Linked DNA regions of Homo sapiens: region 2 is linked to region 1. A link is a contact called in ENCODE Hi-C data. All regions are on one chromosome and are shown on one strand. The core of a region is the stretch at or near the end of the contact, and the rest is flanking DNA. Distances in the headings are between cores, read along the strand shown. Region 1 holds the start of LINC02615 (long intergenic non-protein coding RNA 2615). Region 2 overlaps JADE1 (jade family PHD finger 1).

Region 1 (6,714 bases), core at 2,035-4,534:
ACAAAACTGACCAAACATCCCTTTATTCTGGCTAATATGAATGACTGCTGATTTTTTTAAACCAATTATGGCTTTAGCCTGGCTCTCTTCATCCCTTTTTCCACATAAGATTTATCACGATACTTAGTCATAGAAGTACTTTTGCTTCCTGATAGTATCCAATCAACAGCAAAGTCCACTTCCTTAAACCCTCCCAAAAATCACCTAACAGGACCAACATTCTACACTAAATCCTTTCTAATACTTTCTTACTGAGACACTCCATGGTTCCTCACTGTGTGTGTTCTCTCTTGCCACAGCACATGATTCAACTACACGTGTATTTCTGGTAGTCTCTGTCTGCAGGGCATTGACAGCTACTCCTTTTGAAAACCACAAGTCACAGGATTTAAAGTCATATAGCAAGGAAAGGACATTTTGTGACCTTGGATAAGTTATTTAATGTCTCTGTTCATTTTCCCACTTGTTAAAATTAGGGGACTGAGCTCATGCATTCTATGTGCCTTTTTAGCACTAACATGCTATGGGTATCTGTGTCAGACACTTACCAACATTAGGAGTGCTGTGGAACAGAAATACTTAATGCAGGAATGTCCTCAAATTCTGATCTTTCCTAGACTGCCAAAGAAAATCCTGTAATTCCAAATTCAATTTATCCCCTCCTCCCACCTCTTCATGAAAAGGAGCTCTTTCTTTCTGGGAAATAGGCTAATATGCTGAGAGTAGAGGAAGGAGAAGAAGGAAAGAAAACCACGTAGGCTGGGAATGGAGAAGGAGATTTTCTGGGAATCACAGAGACTGATAGAGACATGGAAACACCAGAGAGAAGTGGCTGAGAGGAAACAGGAAAATAAAGCATTGTGTAGATCATGTATTTGTATCCCTTTTATTGCCTTTAAAAAGTAGCAAGTAAATAATAGGATTGATTATTGAGTAATCTGGGTTGTTGAATAGTGTGTCCTGAAGAGAACATTCATCAATAATTGAATGTGAGTTTATAGGATTTGGGGAACACATTTGTTATATAGTCAGAGAACCCCCCAAAGAAGGCCTGTTTCTCCTGGAGAGCTTGCCACTTTATAGTTAATAAAGGTAAGAAGAAGCTTCTTTTTCAAACATTTTCAGGATTTAACCATTCACAGCTTCTCCTGATCTCCATTCGGAAGGACCCATAGAGTCCAGCCCTTGTGTGGGCGATAATGAGAATGTGCTTACATGGAGCTGGATGAAAGAGGCAGAAATCAGTATCACTAGTTTAAAGGTTTATGAGGCTTAGTTAATTAAAGCTTTTAATTTGCACGGGAACCCAAAGAAGCTAATCTTTGTCAGATCCAAACAGTAAGATGACTAGCCATTCTGGTTTTCCCATAATGATGAGGTTTCCTGAGATGGAGAACTTCCAGTGCTAAAACCAGGACATTCCTAGGCGAACTGAGATCAACTTAGCATTCCTCTTCCTCACAGACTCAAGTTTTCTTCCATTTAAAATGCTGTTACAGACTGAATGCTTCTTTCTAACATGTTCCCTGTGCATCAGATCTCTGCTAAATAATGGAGTCCTAGAACTGGAAGGGATGCTTAGATGTCATGAGGTCATCCACTGCCTTCCAGTAGGTTTCATTCAGCTGGGCTGTTTAGATCATCTGCTCCTAAAAAACGATGTGCTGGGAAACAGAGTCCACAGATAGTGTAGAGTCTGATACTTAGTCTGTAATTTTATAATCCTTACTATTTGCTATTTGAATATCTTTCATATTATGTGGTTTCTTTTTTTCTTACACGTTATTATAGGATTGAGAGGTGTGGCTGCCAGTTTCTGCAGAGGAATTATGGAGGTTGAGTTTAGAAGTTCATGGTTCTAGCAATAGCCATGGTTTGGGGGGAAATTACTGCTTTGTTTTGGCAAATGTAAATATAAGTTTTCAGGAAATATGTGCCTAAATTAAGAGTGCAGTGTTTAGACGGTTCCCCCAAACTGCTGTTAAAACTATAAGGAGATTGGCTTGTCTCATTGATAAGGAAGAAAGTTGCTAATATTTTATTTCCTGCTTGTTTTATTAATTCTTTATATTTGATATTCTCTTATATCCTACTCAAATATGTGTATAGATCTCAATAATTCTAAAAGTTCAGGGAATGGAATTCATTTTTTTTGGTAAATATATTGCCGTTTTCTATCTCATTAGGGTAGACAATTTGTCTATCTCAATTGGCCAAACTGCTATTGGGTCGCAGTCGCCTTAGCTTGTGTAAACTATAAAGAACTGGTTCAGATACTCTATATGGAACTCTGTCAAATTCTGGTTCCCAAACCTTGGCTCAGTTTAAGACTTCAAGATACACACATAAATGTAAATAAATAAATTAAAAGTATATATATATATTTATTGTTGTTGTTGTTATTGTTAGATAGATTGTTTTGTCCCAAAGGTATAACCAGTACGTGGTCACTATAGTAAATACATAAATTACAGAAAAATAATAGGAAGAAGAAGAAAATTACTCTGATTCCACCTAAAGATAGTGATTGATTTGGGGGTATTTCTTTTTGCTCTTTATTTCTATGTAGTGTTGTTTGTTTCACATATTATAATATTGCATCCTACCCTTTTCACTTATAATTATAACACAAGCATTTTTCCATTTAATCATGAACTCTTTTTAAATAACATGTGTAATGGTTGCACAACATTCCATGGCATGCTGTAGCATTTCAGTAGAACATAGCTCGGTGGAGGAGACAACAGTATACACATAGAGTAAGCTTAGATTATGTTCTCAAATTAGTTAGGCAAGAATGTAAAATCTGATGGGCAGCAAGGTGTCCTCAGAGGATGGGAGCAGATGCAGGATAAATCAGCATGGCTTCTCTTACTCTGTGCTGATCCTCATGAGGCACGTGGCTGCAGCTGATATCCTTCATAGCGGGTCTCTGGATCTGGAAAGCTCCACAATCCTTTCACCACCCTTTTATATGCTTCTTGGAAGAATTTACACCAACAAACTATGCATTTTTGTTGAAGATAATTATTACAACATTGAACTTTTCTGGAACCAAACTCAGCAAAGAATAGGTGATGTTCTCGTCTTGAAGGACATATAGGGTATCAATTTATTGCCTCACAGCTACAAATTCACTCTTCATTGCATGCTCTGAGAAAATGGATATGGGCCCTTTAAATATTTTTCTTTGCCAGATGGCACCATGTTAATCTTTGTCGGTAGAGGGTGCATGAGAGACATGATAGGAGGAACGGGCTTTGCTTCCTGGTCTGACCATTTTTATATGCAAGCTCCTGGAATGCCTGTGGTTTCTCCAGCACCTGGGTCCTGCTGGCAACCAGCAGCACCCAGTGGCCAGCAGCGTACTCTTTCACCTCTTCTTGGGTGACTTTGTGGAATGCTCCAATGTGACATCTCCCTGTGAACGCCTTTCCTGACACCCTAAAAAGTGTCAGGAATTTCCAGCAAGTTCCAGAGAGCAGGTTTCCAGCAAGTTTGGTCAGTATGACACCACAGCGATATCTCTGCCATTCACTGAACTTGGATTCTTCCTTCTTCAGTGAGGTATGGATTTCAACCCTGGATTGGGAAGTGGCTGGGGACCCTTCCCTGGGCACTGTATCCCAGCCCTGGGGACAGTGGCTGCTTCATATTCCCGTATCCATTAGCATTCTCTTCTTTTTTTTTTTTTCCTTTCCAACTTTTATTTTAGGTTCAGGGGTACATGCGCAGGTTTGTTACATGGGTAAACTATATGTGATGGGGGTTTGGTGTACAGATTATTTCATCACCCAGATAATAAGCATAGTACTTGACAAGTAGTTTTTCAATCCTCACCCTCCTCTCACCCTCCACCCTCAAGTAGGCCCAGGTATTTAGTTTCCTTCTTTCTGTCCATGTGTACTCAATGTTTAGCTTCCACTTATAAGTGAGAACGTGAAGTATTTATTTTCTGTTCTTGCATTAAATTGCTTAGGATACTGGCCTCTAGCTCTATTCATGTTGCTGAAAAGGACAAGATTTCACTGTTTTTTATGGCTGCGTAGTATTCTGTGGTATATAATATGTACCACATGCTCATTATCCAGTCCACCATTGATAGGCATCTAAGTGGATTCCATGTCTTTGCTATTGTGAATAGTGCTGTGATCAACATATGCATGCATGTCTTTATGGGAAAATTATTTATGTTCCTTTGTGTATATACCCAGTAATGGGATTGCTGGCAGTTCTGTCTTAAATTCTCTGAGAAATCTCCAGACTGCTTTCCACAGTGGCTGAACTAATTTACGTTCCCAACAGCAGTGTGTATGCATTCCCTTTGCTCCACAACCTCACCAGCATCTGTTATTTTTTGACTTTCTAATAATAGCCATTCTGACTGGTGTGAGATGGTATCTCATTGTGGTTTTGATTTGCATTTCTGTAATGATTAGTGATATTGAGCTTTTTTTCATAGGCTTGTTGGCTGCATGTATGTCTTCTTTGGAGAAATGTCTGTTCACGTCATTTGCCCATTTTTTAATGGGGTTGTTTGTTTTTTGCTTGTTAATTTATTTAAGTTCCTTATAGATTCTGGATAGTAGACCTTTGGTGTATGGTTTGCAAATATTTTCTCCCATTCTGTAGGTTGTCTGTTTACTCTGTTGATAATTCCCTTTTTTGTGCAGAAGCTCTTTAGTTTAATTAGATCCCACTTGTCAATATTTGTTTTTGTTGCAATTGCTTTTGAAGTCTTTGTCATGAAATTTTTGCCAGGGCCTATGTCCAGAGGGTACTTGCTAGGTTTTCTTCTAGGGTTTTCATAGTTTTAGGTTTTACATTTAAGTATGTAATCCATCTTAATTTGTGTATATGGTGTAAGGAAGGGGTCCAGTTTCCATTTTCTACATATGGCCAGCCAGTTATCCTAGCACCATTTATAAAATAGGGCATCCTTTCCCCATTGCTTGTTTTCATTGACTTTGTTGATTATCAGTTGTAGGTTTCTGGCTTTATTTCGGAGTTCTCTAACCTGTTCCATTGGTCTATGTGTCTGTTTTTGTATCAGTATCATACTGTTTTGGTTACTGTGGCCTTGTAGTAAAATTTGAAGTTAGGTAGTGTGATACCTCCAGCTTTATACTTTTTCCTTAGGATTTCTTTGGCTATTTGGGCACTTTTCTGGTTCCATATGAATTTTAGAATAGTTTTTCTAATTCTGTAAAAAATGTCATTGGTAGCTTGATAGGAATGGCATTGAACATATAAATTTCTTTGGACAGTATGGCTGTTTTAACAATATTGATTCTTCCTATCCATGAGCATGGAATATTTTTCCATTTCTTTGTGTCATCTCTGATTTCTTTCAGCAGTATTTTGTAATTCTTGTTGTAGGGATCTTTTACCTCCCTGTTTAGCTCTATTGCTAGGTACTTCTTTGTGTTGCTTTTGTGAATGGGGTTGCATTTTAAAAAATAATTTAAAAAATTTTGAGGGGTACATATTAGGTGTACATATTTATGAGGTACATGAGATGTTTTGGTACAGGCATGTAACACATAATAATCATGTCATACAAAATTGGCTATTTATCCCCTCAAGTATTTATCCTTTGTATTACTCTTTTAGTTATTTTAAAATAACTAAAATTATGCTTTTAGTTATTTTAAAATGTACAATTAAATTATTGTTGACTATAGTGCCCCTGTTATGCTGTCAAATACTAGGTCTTACTCTTTCTTTCTATTTTATTTTGTACCCATTAACCAACCCCACTTCTTCCCTGCCCTCCCACTACCCTTCCCAGCCTCTGGTAACTATCCTGTTCTCTATCTCTGTGAGTTCAATTGTTTTGATTTTTAGATTTCACAAATAAGTGAGAACATGTGATGTTTTTCTTTATCTGCCTAGCTTATTTCACTTAACATGATGACAGCCAGTTCCATCCATGTCGTCGCAAGTAACAGAATCTCATTCTTTTTTTTGTGGCTGAATAGTACTCCATTGTGTATAAGTATGACATTTTCTTTATCCATTCTTCTATTGATGAACACTTAGGTTGCTTCTAATGTTGGCTGTTGTTAACAGTGATACAACAAACATGGTAGTGCAGATATCTCTTCAGTATACTGATTTTTTTCTTTTGGTACATACCCAGAAGTGGGATTGCTGGATCACATAATAGCTCTATTTTAGTCTTTCAAGGAACCTCCAAACTGTTTTCCATAGCGGTTGTACTAATTTACATTTCCACCAACAGTATATGAGGGTTCCCTTTTCTCCATATCCTCACCAGCATTTGTTTTTGGCTGACTTTTGGATAAAAGCCATTTTAACTGGAGTGAGATGATATCTTGTAATTTTGATTTGCATTTCTCTGATGATCAGTAGCATTGACCACTTTTTCATATGCCTGTTTGCCATTTGCATGTCTTCTTTTGAGAAATGTCTATTAAAATATTTTGCCCATTTTTAAATCGGATTATTAGATTTTTTTCCTATAGGGTTGTTTGAGCTCTTTATATAGTCTGCTTATTAATCCCTTGACAGATGGGTGTTGCAAATATTTTCTCCCATTCTGTGGGTTGTCTCTTCACTTTGTTGATTGTTTCCTTTGCTGTGCAGAAGCTTTTTAACTTGATGTGATCCCATTTGTCCATTTTTTTCTTTGGTTGCCTGTGCTTGTGGGGTACGACTCAAGAAATTTTTGCCCAGACCAATGTTCTGGAG
Region 2 (6,803 bases), core at 3,526-6,025, 430 kb after region 1:
GAACACGGCCTGGGTAGAGGGGCATCTGTGAGGAGTTCCTGTGTATGCTGTCATCTCATTGGGGCATCATTTGGATGTCTGATTCTTTATGGCACCAGGCGCGCATGCACGTGTGTGTGTGTGTGAGCGTGAGCGAAAGAGTGCGTGCACACCTGTGTGTAAACATGTTGCCTGCCTGCTTTTGCATATCCAGGTACAGACAAGTATAGGATGTCATGAGATAGGGGAATTAAGGAGGGAATATAGATGGCATGCTGTTTTTCATGTGGTCTAAGACCCTACTGAGAAGTTCGTTTTTAGGCCTCACATTATTGACATCTAGACAGTCAGGATTAGAGAGGCCTGCAGTGCTGTGTGGCTGATGGGGGCCCTTCAGGTTAAGTTTGGATCTTCTCGGATGTACTAGCACAGGCCACAGGCTCTTCTTCCTTGGTTTCCTCATTGAATTCTGGGAGCAGAGGCACTGTTTTGGGATGGCTTCTTTCTCAAAGCAGCTCAGCACAGACATAAGCTCCGAGAGCATGGTCATCCTGTCAGCCATGGGTTTTAAAGAAATGACCTCATTTGGCAAAGTCGGTTTGTATTTTGACTGATAAATACTTTTTGGGAAGGTGGTTTTAAAATTTTTTTTTTTTTTTTTGAGACAGAGTCTCACTCTGTCGCCCAAGCTGGAGTGCAGTGGCATCATCTCGGCTCACTGCAACCTCCGCCTCCCGGGTTCAGGCGATTCTCCTGCCTCAGCCTCCTAAGTAGCTAGGATTACAGGCGCGCACCAGCAAGCCCGGCTAATTCTCATTTTTGTATTTTTAGTAGAGATGGGGGTTTCACCATGTTGGCCAGGCTGGTCTCGAACTCCTGACCTCGTGATCCACCCACCTCGGCCTCCCAAAATGCTGGGATTACAGGCTTGAGCCACCGCGCCTGGCTATTTTTAAATTTTTTTAACAAGCCAAGTGGTTCTACTTTTCTTCTTTATCACTTTGACTAGTGTTCAAGAATCCAAAATATAACAGAAATATTTGGAGGGTGGGTCATGAGACAGCTGGTGGGATTTGGCTGGGGACCTTGAAATAGTGGAGATATTTTTGGCATGTGAATACATGACAAACGCCTCTGGCCCGAGTTGGATTGGGGAAGGAGGAGGAAAGAGTGGAGCAGGAAGAGAAAAGGGCAGGGAGCTGATGAACTTGAGTGTGTGTGTGTATGCATGTGTGAGTGTGTGTGTATGGGTGTGTGTGTGAGTATGCGTATGTGGGTGAGCATGCATATGTGTGCATGTGTGGGGGTGTGAGTGTGCATGTGGTTATGTGTATGTGTGTATGCATGTGTATTTGGTTATGCATATGTATGCTGTATGCATGTATGCGTATTTGAGTATGCGTGTGTGAATGTGTATGTGTGTGAGTATGCATGCGTGAGTGCGTATGCGTGTGTATGCATGTGTGCATATGTATGCATGTGTGTATGCGCGTGAGTGCGTGAGTATGCACATGAGTATGCATGTGAGTATGCATGTGTATGTGTGTATGCGTGTGAGTATGCTTGTGTATGTGTGTATGCATGCGTGTATATGTGTATGTGTGTGAGTATGCGTGTATGTGTGAGTGTGCATGTGTATGAGTGTGTAAGTATGTGTATGCACGTGTGCACTGGCAGGAAACAGGCTGCAGCAGACCACATTCCCCGGTGTTCTGAGCGTAGAATTTATGCCCTTGCCTGAGTATGCCAATCTGGTCCATAATTAATGTTTAAAAGAGGTGGGCGAATGGGATCTTTGTTTCCCTTTTGAAGAGAGATGATATAATGACTTTTTTGTTGCCATTGACCTCTTTTTCCCAGAACATTAATCTAAAGAAGAGGCCAAAGAAGGCTGATGATTTTTCATATCTTCACAGAATGGATTGATTTTATTAAAAGAATTCCTCTCTGAAATGTCTGCAGCTGTGAAGGCTCTGGTTTACGTTTCTGTAACATCTGTTTGCTGAGTCAACCTGAATGGGAAAACCCAGAGGAAGGCCATTTGGCGTTTTTACAAAGTCCTGTATAAATATTCTGCTGCAGTTCATTTCTCTTTAGGGTTAGAGCGCTTGGGTTAAGTGTAGTTTAAGCCAAACACAGATAGTGTCTCAGTCATCTGTTCCCACTTTTACTTCCCACTTGGCTGTGTGCTACAAGGGAAGACACTTTGTCTTCTCATGACAGTGGCCAGGTGTGTATGTGTGCGTGCTTGTGTGTGTGTTCTGCCACCAAAGCTGATTTCATACATTTCTTAGAATTGAGGTTATTTATAGAGAAAATACAGATTTATGTCAGTCTCTGTGGTTGAAGTGTTTGTAAGGGTGGAATGGTGAAGGGAGCTGGATTTTCTCCTCTTCTCAGTAAAAGAGACCTCATAGTAATGGAAGAAAGCCTGGTTGGCAGTGAGTTTCCTCTTAAATACTGGAATGATTAGGGGGAAAGCCTCAGCTCTAGCCTCTGCCATCCTTGGTGATGTGATTCAGGATCTGTTGAATGAGTTGAATTCAACTTCTCAGTTGGCTTGAAGCCGCTGGATTCTACAGCTCTGTGCAGCCCCTGGCATGCCCCGGTGATCACTTGGCTTCACACAATGCAGTGCTGCTTTTCAGGGACTGGCTTCAGTCACCATGAGGAACCACCTTCTAGGGATTTGCTCAGCAAGATCAGTGGAGGAGGAGTTAATCACTTTGCTCCTGCTAGACCAGAGGCTTGTTGTCTGGATCAAAGGCACTAAATTGTGGCCCTGTTTAGGCAGTGAGAGGGGAAGTGTTCTTCTGCATAGGTTGCTGATACCTGGCCTCTACGTTGACCTCCCTGTGACGCATGGGAAGGATCTTTCACGGTTCTCCTGCCTCTCTTCAGTGGCCAGGATCGGCGTGCACCGATCTCAGGGCTCAGAGCCCTCCATGCATCTGGTGAAGCTTCTTCGCAAGTGTGAAGACCTTTCCCTACCTTTCCTGTGCTGGATTCCTCTTGTCTCCTATTTTTTGGGGTTTTTATTCAGTTTCTCCTTCGTGCTGCTTCAAGGAAGTGCACTGTTCATTTTCTCACTCGTGTTGGGACTCTTCCTGGCTGGGGAGTCAGGATTTATGTTCAAACTGTGAGTAGTAGTCATTCTTCCCAAGGAGGTTCTTATTCAGGTTTGCACCAAAAGAGCTCAAATCTGTAAGAAAACCCAAGTTAATGCCTGAAAGTGGACTTTGCATATTGAGTACAGATTCTTTTGAATATGATCCTAGTGCCACACCTCCTTTCTCTACACATGTCATTTGTGTAATCATGTCTGCTCCAAGATGGGATTTGGATGCAGTTACTTTTCTGAGGAAGTTAGGGTTTGGTTGATTAAACCTTTCATTTGAAGAGGGCCCTTAAATTCCAAGACTTGGCTGGGCGCAGTGGCTCACGCCTGTAATCCCAGCACTTTGGGAGGCTGAGATGGGCGGATCTCTTTTGCCCAAGAGTTGGAGACCAACTTAGGCAACATAGGGAGACCTCATCTCTATAAAAAAAATTCCAAGCCTTACCTCTTTTAAAACATGACAGGATCTTGCAGGGTTAATCCACGTACAACTTTCCTGTCATGGCACATGCTTGAAGCATGGCTCTTCTCTGTGCATGTGTACATGGGGTGCCTAGCACTGCAGGCCTTCTGCCATCATTGCTCTATAATGGTCTATTCTCATGTTCTTTGTGTGTTCTTGACAGTGCTCTGTGAAGAACTGCCGCACAGCCTTCCATGTGACCTGTGCTTTTGACCGGGGCCTGGAGATGAAGACCATCTTAGCAGAGAATGATGAAGTCAAGTTCAAGTCCTATTGCCCAAAGCACAGCTCACATAGGAAACCCGAGGAGAGTCTTGGCAAGGGGGCTGCACAGGAGAATGGGGCCCCTGAGTGTTCCCCCCGGAATCCGCTGGAGCCCTTTGCCAGCCTTGAGCAGAACCGGGAGGAGGCCCACCGGGTGAGTGTCCGTAAGCAGAAGCTGCAGCAGTTGGAGGATGAGTTCTACACCTTCGTCAACCTGCTGGATGTTGCCAGGGCTCTGCGGCTGCCTGAGGAAGTAGTGGATTTCCTGTACCAGTACTGGAAGTTGAAGAGGAAGGTCAACTTCAACAAGCCCCTGATCACCCCAAAGAAAGATGAAGAGGACAATCTAGCCAAGCGGGAGCAGGATGTCTTATTTAGGAGGCTGCAGCTGTTCACGCACCTGCGGCAGGACCTGGAGAGGGTAATGATTGACACTGACACCTTATAGTGACTTAGAGAAGAAGATGCAAAGAGGCGAACGCTCGCCCAGAGCAAGAAATGATAGCCAGTCATATACTCTCAGACCCTTGTACACACCACAGCATGAGGTTGTGTTGGTTAAAAATATTTATGGGCTGGTAAACTCATTGTACATATGTGCAAAACTGCTACTGAGTGGGGAGCTTCTTTGTGGTTTTTTTTTTTTTAAAAACACTTTCCCATTAATCTTTACTGTTTTGTAAGATCAAATGGGGTGTGTCTTCCCCACCCCCATTCCTTCATTCTAGAGCTAGAGTGAATGAGCCCCAAGAAAATGACCCAAGGAGTTGACTCAGGATGGTTTACAGACTGATTTAGAAAACCAGAACGGATTTCATTTCTAATGGAGGGGGCCAGAGATGGGAAAATTTCTTGTTCAGTCCGGGGAAACACACCTAGGTGCTGGTGATGGGCTTATGAAGGAAGCTAAGCACGGCTGCTCACTGGCCCCCACTTTGTTTCTTGGGTAATTCACAGGGGAATTCCCAGTACTGTCATGGAGCAGAGCAGGCAGTGGGTGCTGATGTGTGTGCATGAGCTGTATGTACACATGCATATATCTGTTACAGAAGATACTCCTGGCAGTGAGGTGCTAAGTCATCACTGAGGCTGTGTGTGTGTGTGTGTGTGCGCGTGCCCGTGTCCATCCATGTCTCTGTTGTGTGTCTGTGTGCGGGTATGGGTGGGATTCCTGGTGGACAGGGGTGTCAGATCTGTCTGAGGAGCCCCAGTCATGCTCAGCACGCTACAGATGTGTTGTTTGTCACACTGAGATTGCTGAATGTCGTGGCTGTTGGCTGCCGAGCCTCAGCTGCTGGCATTTCCTTCTGCTGTTTGCTGCTTTTGTGCCTCCCCCACTTTCCATCACCTCTGGAGTCCCGTCTGGACGTCCCTTCCTGCTACAGGAATAATGAGGCGTGGGCTGCCTCCCGCTAGGGCCTCCTGCTCCCTGTAGGTAGTTTCTGGCTGAGGCTTGCTAATTGGGGATGCTTCTTAGAGCATCTTCCACATCAACTCCCCTGGCTGCTGGCTACCGATTAAATTCATTAGTGTGAAAGAGGTGGGAGTGAGGTTTTCTGGCCTGAAGCAGTCTGCACTGAAAGGTACCCAAGTGGCCTGAAACAGTGTAGGGAAAGACCTGGGAAACACTGGACCAAAAAAGCCTGATCTCATGGAGACCTGCATGGCCCTGTTAGAGATGGCGTAGAAGTGAAAGTCTTAAAGGGAGCATTAGAGATCCTTTTAATACACGACTGAGTGCCAGCTTATTTGTGATGCCCCTTCCCAGACCAGGTTAGGATTCCTGGGAAGGCCGCGGATTCCGGCCCTGGAAGAGGCAGGATCCTGGAGCAGTTTTGTGAGGCTTTTGTGCTCCCATACGCCCCCTGGTGGTGAGTGTAAAGAAGACTTTGCCTCTCACAACTACATGTATGTGTGGCATTTTTGTTAGAGATGAGAAAAGGATTGAGAAGGATAAACTGGAATCCTGGTAAGAAGCCTTTATGCCAGCCCGACACCTGCTGTAATTGGGGTGCATGAGCTATGGAGTCAGATAGTTGTTGGGAGGGGGAGGACAAGAAGTCTATTGTTTGGACTGTGTTTGTCTCACAATCACCACAAAATAAAAGTGTAGAAAATGCTTGTGGTGTACTAACTCTTTTCTGTACTTAAGTTACTCAGATTAACATGCACTTCTAATTCTAAACATTTTTTTTGGAGTCATCACTGTCGCTGTTTAAGTAGAACAATGCCAACGATGTATGAGAAACAGGGAATAAATCAGGATTTGTGTGTGTATGTGTGTGGCATTACTTACATTTACTTTATTAAAAAGCCTAAGGAACTTTAAAGAATTTGTATTCAGTTTATTTTTATTTTTTCAAGACAGAGTCTCACTTTGTTGCCCAGGCTGGAGTGCAGTGGCGTGATCTCGGCTCACTGCAGCCTCCGCCTCCCGGGTTCAAGTGATTCTCCTGCCTCGGTCTCATGAGTAGCTGGGATTACAGGCGTGCGCCACCATGCCTGGCTAATTTTTGTATTTTTAGTAGAGACGGTTTCACCATGTTGGTCAGGTTGGTCTTGAACTCCTGACCTCAAGTGATCTACCTGTCTTGGCCTCCCAGAGTGTTGGGATTACGCCACTGTACCCAGCCTTAGACTCAGTTTAAAATGGGCTTATTGTAATGAAAAAAAATACGCTACCCAAAATTTGCCATGATGCCTGTGATGGTGAAGGCATTAAACAATTGAAATCTTTGCCTTGCCCAGAGAGTTGCAGTTATTTGTAATTATAAACAGTAAGTGTATCAGGGCAGGGGTGACAATAAAAAACCAATCATTACTACCAACTTGTTTTCTCAAGTAAGTTAGTTTTCTGTTTAATTCACACAATATCAGTTTATAGCAGATCCTCAAAAATCATTTAATACCTGTGACTACAATCAAGGCATATGATCATTCTCAGACTGACAAATAAGTAGCCATCATTAGAAATGCAGA

What was found. Hi-C counts contacts between places; a loop is a spot of excess contacts on that map. Pooled maps may share reads with other maps.
Region 2: a loop to region 1 is called in a map of Caco-2, with 12 times the contacts of the local background. The contact joins the enhancer-like site here to the promoter of LINC02615 in region 1. A Hi-C loop is called at or near these places in 12 of 168 maps with a recorded cell type or tissue (A673, Caco-2, Calu3 and 9 more) and 13 of 50 pooled maps.

What each region holds. Positions count from the first base shown.
Region 1 is chr4:128,424,732-128,431,445 of GRCh38, forward strand. LINC02615 (long intergenic non-protein coding RNA 2615) reads left to right here and starts at 3,285. Exons shown (of 9, transcript NR_125882.1): 1 at 3,285-3,567.
Region 2 is chr4:128,857,981-128,864,783 of GRCh38, forward strand. It overlaps JADE1 (jade family PHD finger 1), which reads left to right. Exons shown (of 11, transcript NM_199320.4): 9 at 3,724-4,245. Among named protein-coding and RNA genes, the nearest start is that of JADE1, 52 kb to the left of the region's middle. RefSeq lists an enhancer at 5,287-5,336. Within about 2 kb of position 4,776, at least 12 of the 41 ENCODE cell types and tissues checked have a DNase peak (open chromatin) inside an H3K27ac peak, as active enhancers do.